2 separate regions of the Homo sapiens genome follow, and region 1 is linked to region 2. The links are chromatin contacts, found by Hi-C in ENCODE. All regions are on one chromosome and are shown on one strand. The core of a region is the stretch at or near the end of the contact, and the rest is flanking DNA. Distances in the headings are between cores, read along the strand shown.

Evidence for each region. Hi-C counts contacts between places; a loop is a spot of excess contacts on that map. Pooled maps may share reads with other maps.
Region 1: a map of ascending aorta shows a loop between it and region 2 (4-fold over the local background). The contact joins two enhancer-like sites. A Hi-C loop is called at or near these places in 2 of 168 maps with a recorded cell type or tissue (aorta and ascending aorta) and 5 of 50 pooled maps.

The regions. Positions count from the first base shown.
Region 1 is chr1:56,072,007-56,076,098 of GRCh38, reverse strand. The region is part of intron 2 of LOC105378741 (a long non-coding RNA gene); the gene reads left to right. Among named protein-coding and RNA genes, the nearest start is that of LINC01755, 130 kb to the right of the region's middle. Within about 2 kb of position 1,503, at least 12 of the 41 ENCODE cell types and tissues checked have a DNase peak (open chromatin) inside an H3K27ac peak, as active enhancers do; they include ascending aorta, where a contact is called at or near this core.
Region 2 is chr1:55,427,849-55,431,793 of GRCh38, reverse strand. No RefSeq gene overlaps it. Among named protein-coding and RNA genes, the nearest start is that of MIR4422, 200 kb to the right of the region's middle. RefSeq lists an enhancer at 1,903-3,102. Within about 2 kb of position 2,598, at least 13 of the 41 ENCODE cell types and tissues checked have a DNase peak (open chromatin) inside an H3K27ac peak, as active enhancers do; they include ascending aorta, where a contact is called at or near this core.

The sequences.
Region 1 (4,092 bases), core at 254-2,753, 650 kb before region 2:
AGAGAGCTCTTTAAGGTCATATGAGAGACAGAGAAAAGTCGTTGCAGAAGTGGCATTTGAGAAATTGTGGAATAAGTAGGAGTTTGCCAGGAAGGGAAAATGGGGAAAAATAGAGAGGATGACACTTGAGAAGGGTCAGAGATGCAAGAATTTTGGAGACCACAAAGATTTCTAATGTTACTGGTTTGCTCTGACTGGAAGGTACAACAAACACCATAGCCATTCTCTGTCTGATTAATATGACTGCTCATTCCATATACAACTATAGCTTCTTATTCTTTTATTTTTATGAATGTCTTCAATTTGGAGGAACTTACCTATGTTCTCTCTGGAATGGTTGGAGGACATTTGTATGGCAGTGTATAGTGTCATAACCACAGATATGTCTTTCTGTTGACCTTAACTTCCAAACACTGTGATCTGCTTTGAACTTATACTTATTTCCTGGTCAACCTACAGCTTGAGGGCAAGCTCAGAATAAACCACGTTTGTTTGAGAGTTTCGACACTCATCAACTGGGGGAAGCATATTCCATACCCTCTTACCTGTCTGTCAGGCACAGTATGAGAAGAACGTTGACTTTGAGGTCAAATATACCTGTGTTGATCTTAGTTTTGTCCCTACTAGTTGAGTACACTTGCCCAAGTTACTCAGCTTTGCTTATGTTATCTGTCCAATGGAGGTAATTATTATCTCATAGAGTGGTTGAGAATATCAATGAATTATTAAATGTCAAATTATTGGTACAATGCCTAATATGTATTAGGTACCTAGTAAGTATTAGTTCTCCTCTTGTCTCTTTGCAAATATGAAAACTGTTGACCTTCAGATGTGCGCCAGTGCATGTGAAGTCAATGTGGGGATTAGAGTTGGCCTCTTTCACCTCCAAATTAAAATCAAACTGTGCAGATTCTTAAATGCACCCAATTTAGACTACCTATAGATTAGAGAGCCACAGCACACTTCAAGTGATAAACGGTAGGATTTTTTTAGTCAATTTGATGAATCGCTTTTAACAATTTTACAGGGTTATCTGTTATGAAATACTAACCCTAATCTTATTCATATCTTTAATATTATCCATTCACCTTGATGCTTCCAGTGATTTAAAGATATTTTATTTTTTATTGACACATTTTTGTAAGCTATCACAAATTCCTTATGGAAAGAGTAAGATATACAACACACAAAACAATGGAATGAAGTACGATAAATAAAATAGCCAAACAAAGAATTTATCGAGGGCAACTTTCTGCCTCAATGTGTGCTTTGTATCTTAATTAGGCTGAAAGCCTTGGGAAGCATACCATTTTATTGAACAAACACTATTTGACCTTTCTAATATTTTATTTTTACCCACAAAGAAAATATCCAAAGAACGAAACTTTCTGATATGGAACAAATTCTTATTTTTCTTTGGCACATACTTTGTATTGGATTGTCAAAGACAAAGGAAGAAAGGCTCGCTGAGAGCCATGGGAGAGTGTGGTGTTTTCAATGCACCTGGCATTCCTGGCTCTTCTCCTACTGGGGCATAGGGCTGTGTGAAGGGCTGGACGTTTTCAATCACAAATTCTTGCTTTGTCTATAGCATTAACCCTGTGAGCCTTCTCCACTCTTTCTATGACACTTGGCATCTATCTCCTTCCCCAACCCTGGGCTGATAGAACAAACTGGTAGAATCAGTTGACACAATCTCTATCAGAAGCAACTGGCCTTGTCTTATCCAGAGCCAATAACGCACAACACACAAGATGGCTGAAGTCCAAGGTTCCTGCACATTAACAGATGGAGGGGAATTATCAGTGGAGAAATACAACCAAGCACCATGTGGATGGGTGACAAGAAGTCTTCTGGCCAGAGGAACAGATTACATACCAGCACTGCCTTGGCTCACTGCCCCGAAGAAATACATAGCAATCCACACTCGGGGAAAATTCCATGAAATAGCAGAGCAGGAACATCCTGAAGCCAATGGCAACACATTCCAAGAAAAACATCCAATGAACCAAACCCAAAACAACACAGACCTCAGAAACGTAAATAAGAATTAACTGAAAAAGGAAACCTTCAGAGTCTTGGGAAGCAACACAACAGATTAAGTGACCACAAAACACTAAAACACCAACTAGTTATTTACCCACTGCTTTGCGGTAAATATAAGGCCCATAGTCTCCAGGAGGTTATTTCTGGGCGCCAAGGACTTAGCACATAGTCCAGCAAAGAGCTTGGGCTTTATTTTCCTACCCAGGGCAAGTGGCATTTGTAATGGGCCTGAGAACCAGAAAGAAGATATTTTTGAACTACTTAGTCTTATGGCTATTTATAAGGATGAGAGAAGATCAGAGGGTGGGAAATGCACTGGGCTTCAAGTTAGAAGACTAGGGTTTGCATTCTTACTCTGCCACTGACTAGCTCTGCTGTCTTGGCAAGCTACTTAACCAAGCTGAGCTTTGATTTCCTCACTTGGAGAAATGAGTGGATAATAAAAATTATTATTTGTTCCTCATGGGGTTGATCTGAATATTAAATGAGAAAATGGAAGTACTCCTAAGAGGCAGAGTACAATGCAGTAGCCAGCCATTATTATGGTTGTTTCTATTGCTGTTACTACTTCATTACCCTAGGATCACAGGAGAATTCACGTTTGCTAACTTGAGATGAATTTCCTGATAGCTGAGGTTTGCCCTCACCCCCAAGCATCTATCTCAATGAATTATCTGCTTCCTTGAGAAGGTTCTTGTACATAGTTTAAACTTTTCTTGATGACTTAGAACCAAAGATATGAACATCTATTATTGTCCTCAGTAGCTTACAGTTAGTTCTGTTTGATTTTTCTCTCTTTCTTCTGTGAAGTCAAGCAAAGCCACAACCCACAACTCCTGACCTGTCTATATTTGTTTATTTATTTATTTTTGAGATGGAGTCTCACTCTGTTGCCCAGGATGGAGTGCAGTGGTGCAATCTCAGCTCACTGCAACTTCTGCCTCCTGGGTTCAAGTGATTCTCCTGCCTCAGCCTGCCAAGTAGCTGAGATTACAGGTGCCTTCCACTATGCCCAGCTGATTTTTCTATTTTTAGTTGAGATGGAAATTCACCATGTTGGCCAGGCTGGTCTCAAACTCCTGACCTCAAGTGATCCGCCCACCTCAGCTTCCCAAAATGCTAGGATTACAGCTGTGAGCCACAGCACCCAGCCAAAACTAATCTCTTCCTGACCTGTATTAATAGCTTCTCCTACCTCTATTTTGCTTGCCTATTTCTAATTTGGTCCACCTCAGATGATCAAGCTTGGTAGAAATGAGTGCTAACCATGAAACAGAGAGTCTCTATTTAGAATTTTGGTGATAAAATATGAGGCATTCATACAGGGACTTTGAGATCACCACAGTAGAGTGTAGAGACATATTTTGGCTCAAGATTAGAGAGTGGAAGGTGTCAGAGAAGCTAACCTCAGGGTGAGCACATAGTGCCTGAATTAGGAATGCTTTGGATATGTTTGGCTCACTCACATATCTCTCTCATTTTGATGTAGGTAGGTACAAGTGTGATACTTATCAATTTATAGTTGGTGGGGAACAAAGCCTGAGTCAGCCTCATTAGGGGCAAGGAAGTATTTTGAAGACCTGCGGGAACAACTCATATGTGTCAATCCACACATAACAATTTAGATTGTTTTGACTAAATTATACTTCCTATCAAGATCTAGAGTCATTCAGTTCAGCAAAATGACTTCAGGGATCAGCTTCTTAGCTGAATCAGATCATTGTTTTACTGATTTCACCTAAACAAACTGTTGTTTAAGTATCCCAGCTTTTCACCATGGTGGAATTATGATAGAATCACAGGACATAGTGCTAGAAGAGCCCTTCCATGTCATGCATCCCAGTGGTTCCCAAGTGCTACTCTGAAGACCCATGTTGGTCCACAATACAGAACAGTACAGGTTCCCAAGTACTACTCTGAAGACCCATGTTGGTCCACAACAAGTTTTCACAGGTCTGTGGAAAAATGAGAAAAAAATAAGGACAATAAGACGATTCAGCATCTTTCCCCATGAGGTTAATGTAATCATTTTAGAGTCATGTCTTA
Region 2 (3,945 bases), core at 1,349-3,848:
GTTAGAACATGCTCCTTTAGCTCAGAGGAGTTTATTATTACCCACATCCTGAAGCCTACTTCTGTCAATTTGTCAAACTCATTCTCCATCTAATTTTGTTGCCTTGCTGGTGAGGAGTTGTGCTCCTTTGCAGGAGAAGAGGTGTTCTGGTTTTTGGAATTTTCAGCATTTTTGCACTGGTTTTCCCTCATCTTCATGGATTTACCTAACTTTGATCTTTGATGTTGATGACCTTTGGATGAGATTTTTGCATGGGCGTCCTTTTTGTTGATGTTGATGTTATTGCTTTCTGTTTGTTAGTTTTCCTTCTAACAGTCAGGCCCCTCTTCGGCAGGTCTGTTGGAGTTTGCTGGAGGTCTACTCCAGTCCCTGTTTGCCTGGGTATCACCAGTGGAGGCTGCAGAACAGCAAATATTGCTGCCTGCTCCTTCCTCTGGAAGCTTCGTCCCAGAGGGGCACCCACCAGATGCCAGCCAGAGCTCTCCTGTATGAGGTGTCTGTCAATCCCTGCTGGGAGGTGTCTCCCAGTCAGGAGGCACAGGGGTCAGGGACCCACTTGAGGGGGAAGTCTGTCCCTTAGCAGAGTTCAAGCACTGTGCTGGGAGATCTGCTGCTCTCTTCAGAGCCAACAGGCAGGAACGATGAAGCCTGCTAAGGCTGCGCCCACAGCCACCCCTTCCCCTAGGTGCTCTGTCCCAGGGAGATGGGAGTTTTATCTATAAGTCTCTGACTAGGGCTGCTGCCTTTCTTTCAGAGATGCCCTGCCCAGAGAGGAGGAATCTAGAGAGGCAGTCTGGCTACAGCAGTTTGGCAGTACTGCAGTGGGCTCCACCCAGTCCAAACTTCCCAGTGTCTTTGTTTACACTGTGAGGGGAAAACTGACTACTCAAGCCTCAGTGATGGCAGACGCCTCTACCCCCACCAAGCTCTAGTGTCACAGGTCAACTTCAGACTGCCGTGCTGGCAGTGAGAATTTCAAGCCAGTGGATCTTAGCTTGCTGGGCTCCATGGGGGTGGAACCCCCTGAGCATGACCGCTTGGTTCCCTGGCTTCAGCCCCCTTTCCAAGGGAGTGAACGGTTCTGTCTCGCTGGGATTCCAGGTGCCACTGGGCTATGAAAAAAAAATCTCCTGCGGCTAGCTCAGTGTCTGCCCAATTGGCTGCCCAGTTTTGTGCTTGAAACCCAGGGCCCTGGTGGTGTAGGCACCCGAGGGAATCTCCTGGTCTGTGGGTTGCAAAAACTGTGGGAAAAGTGTAGTATCTGGGCCGGATAGCACCATCTCTCATGGCACAGTCCCTCACAGCTTCCCTTGGCTAGGGGAGGGAATTCCCTGACCCCTTGCACTTCCCATGTGAGGCGATGCCCCACCCTGCTTTGGCTCGCCCTCCATGGGCTGCACCCACTGTCTAACCAGTCACAGTGAGATGAGCTGGGTACCTCACTTGGAAATGCAGACATTTCCTGCCTTCTATGTTGTTCTCACTGGGAGCTGCAGACCGGAACTGTTCTTATTCGGCCATCTTGCCAGATCCCACCCGCCTCCCGCACAATTTCAAAACAAAATGTAAATGCAGAAATCCTTCATGACACTGAAGTTGAGTCAAAGACCCCAACTGGTGATGCCCCTTCCCAGGCATCACAGACGGAGCCCTGTCTGCAGGGGATGGCTGCCCTGCCTAACAACTGAAACACTGGGGAGCCCAACTCCAGGCTGCTGAGCATAAGACTGAGAGTTCTGGGGTGGCTAGATCTTTTCCCTTTAAATCCTAATTACTGTACACCAGTGGGTCCCAATGTAGGATTAAACAAACATGTTTGACCACAAAAACCTATATTTCCTAACCTCGGGTGGGAAAGAGCGTGCCCAGCGGAAAGGTGTGATCCAACACACAACTGGGGAAACATTGCTGTATTGAAACCCAGAGCTGAGGCCAGAATCTTATCTGAACTGTCAACCATGCAGGGCTGTTCTGAGAATTCGATTAAATAACAGATATGAAGTTTGTGTCATATAGTATGTATTCAATATGCACCCATATGAAAATATGTGCCCTCCAGCACTTCTAAATCTTGCTAGGGGGTGAGTAGGCTGGGTGTTAATGTAGCCATTTCACAGATAAAGAAACTGGGGTTTGGAGAGATTAAATTACATGGTAATAGGGCACAGCTAGGAAGTGAGAGCCACCATGGCAGGAATTGACCTTGGCTTTTGGGCTCCAATTTCAATTAACCCAACTCACCACTTCCCAAAACAGTCAGCCTTGGTCTGGTCTTACTCACTCCACAAGCTAACATTTTACAAACACTGAGTCACAGCTTTCCCTCCCCTTGGGCTGCACCAACATACAGCATGGTCCATCACGGGCTCAGATCCCACCCTCTTCTGGGGCCCTTTATGGGAATGCACAAAGCCCAGACTTCCAGGAACAGAGTGAGTAGATAAGGCATCTACGCTGACCTAGCCTGATCCCATCAAGGGACCCGACCTGCGTGAGCTGGAGAGATCTATGACGCTGCCAAGGACCACATCAGAAAGACAATATTTGAAGAGTGAAAGGTTCTCCAAAGAATGGAAAATCCTTGGAGTGAGCGAGTGCCTGAGGTTCTTGAGGCATGACTCATGCTGGGTGGGCCAGGACATGAGCTGTAGATACCGGGTAAAAGAGGTAGCAAAATATTAATAGCAGAATGTCAGAGCTGGGAGGGATCTAGGAGATTGACTTTTCTGAGGTCACACAGATAATAAGGGGCAGCACTGAGACCTGAATCCAGATGCTCTCATTCATTCATTCATTCATTCAGTATTTACTGAGCACTTACTACAGGCCTGGAGGGAGATTAGGTACTAAGAATACAGCAGTAAACAAAACAAGCAGGCTTTCTGTCTTCCCCATAGCTGACTTTCCAGCAGGGAGGAAAGACAATTGAACAGACAATTGGTGAAAATGATGAGAAGTGCTCTGATGAGGTAGCACAGAGGAGAGTGGTCTCATTTGTCTGGCATCAAGAAAGGCCTCCTGGATTAAATCATTGCTCAGTTTAGAGCTAAAGACTAAAAAAAAACCCAGTGGAAGGGGATTTGGTAGAAGGGGAAGACTCCAGACAAAGAAGTCTCTACAGCTCAGGCACAGACTAGACCCTTATTTTGAAGCTGCATACAATATGGGTGCTTCCACACTCAAGAAGCATATGGTGCCCAAAGGAGCACAAGGAGGGACCCTCCATCTACAAGGAGGTGACAGCATCCGACTTGGATTTTAAACGATAAGTAGGATTTTAATAAGCACAGAAAAGGAGATGGATATTCCAAGGCTGAAGAGATAGCATGGGTAAAAGGCGTAGAAGAAGGGGAGCCTGTGCCAGGAATTGACCTTCCTGAAGGAGGTCAATAAATGTTTGTCCCAGCAACTGTCAGTGAAATCCTCCCAGCTGCAGATTCTCAACAGCCATTGCTTCAGTACAGCACAAAGAAAGGGAGGGCCCTGCATCACTGTCCACACTTGCTGCCCCATGCTGTCCCATGGCCGGCACAGCCACAGCAGCCTAGCAGCTAGCATCCATGGGCTCCCCAGTGTCCCCAACCCTAAAGACCCCAGTGGGCCAGGAAATAGAAGAAACACAATCTTTCAAGTAATTAATATCCCATGATAATGGGATAAACGGGGCAGATATGACGTCTAACAGAAGGATGAAAATTCTAATGCCCCATCCAGCCTCACAGATAACAAACACATTAAAGAAAGCAGTGCTAAAGATCAACAGCCTCAGTGATTGATTAGTGAAAATCAGGGTGGGGCTTTCTTGGGGGCACAAAGACAGTGCTGCTTCTAGTTCATGCCTCCATTTGCAAGGGCTGAAAGGGGAGAGAGCCAAACAAACCCACACGTTCATCTCTGGAGCTTTGAGACTGTGAGTCCAGGACACTCCTGAGCCCTCTGCACAAC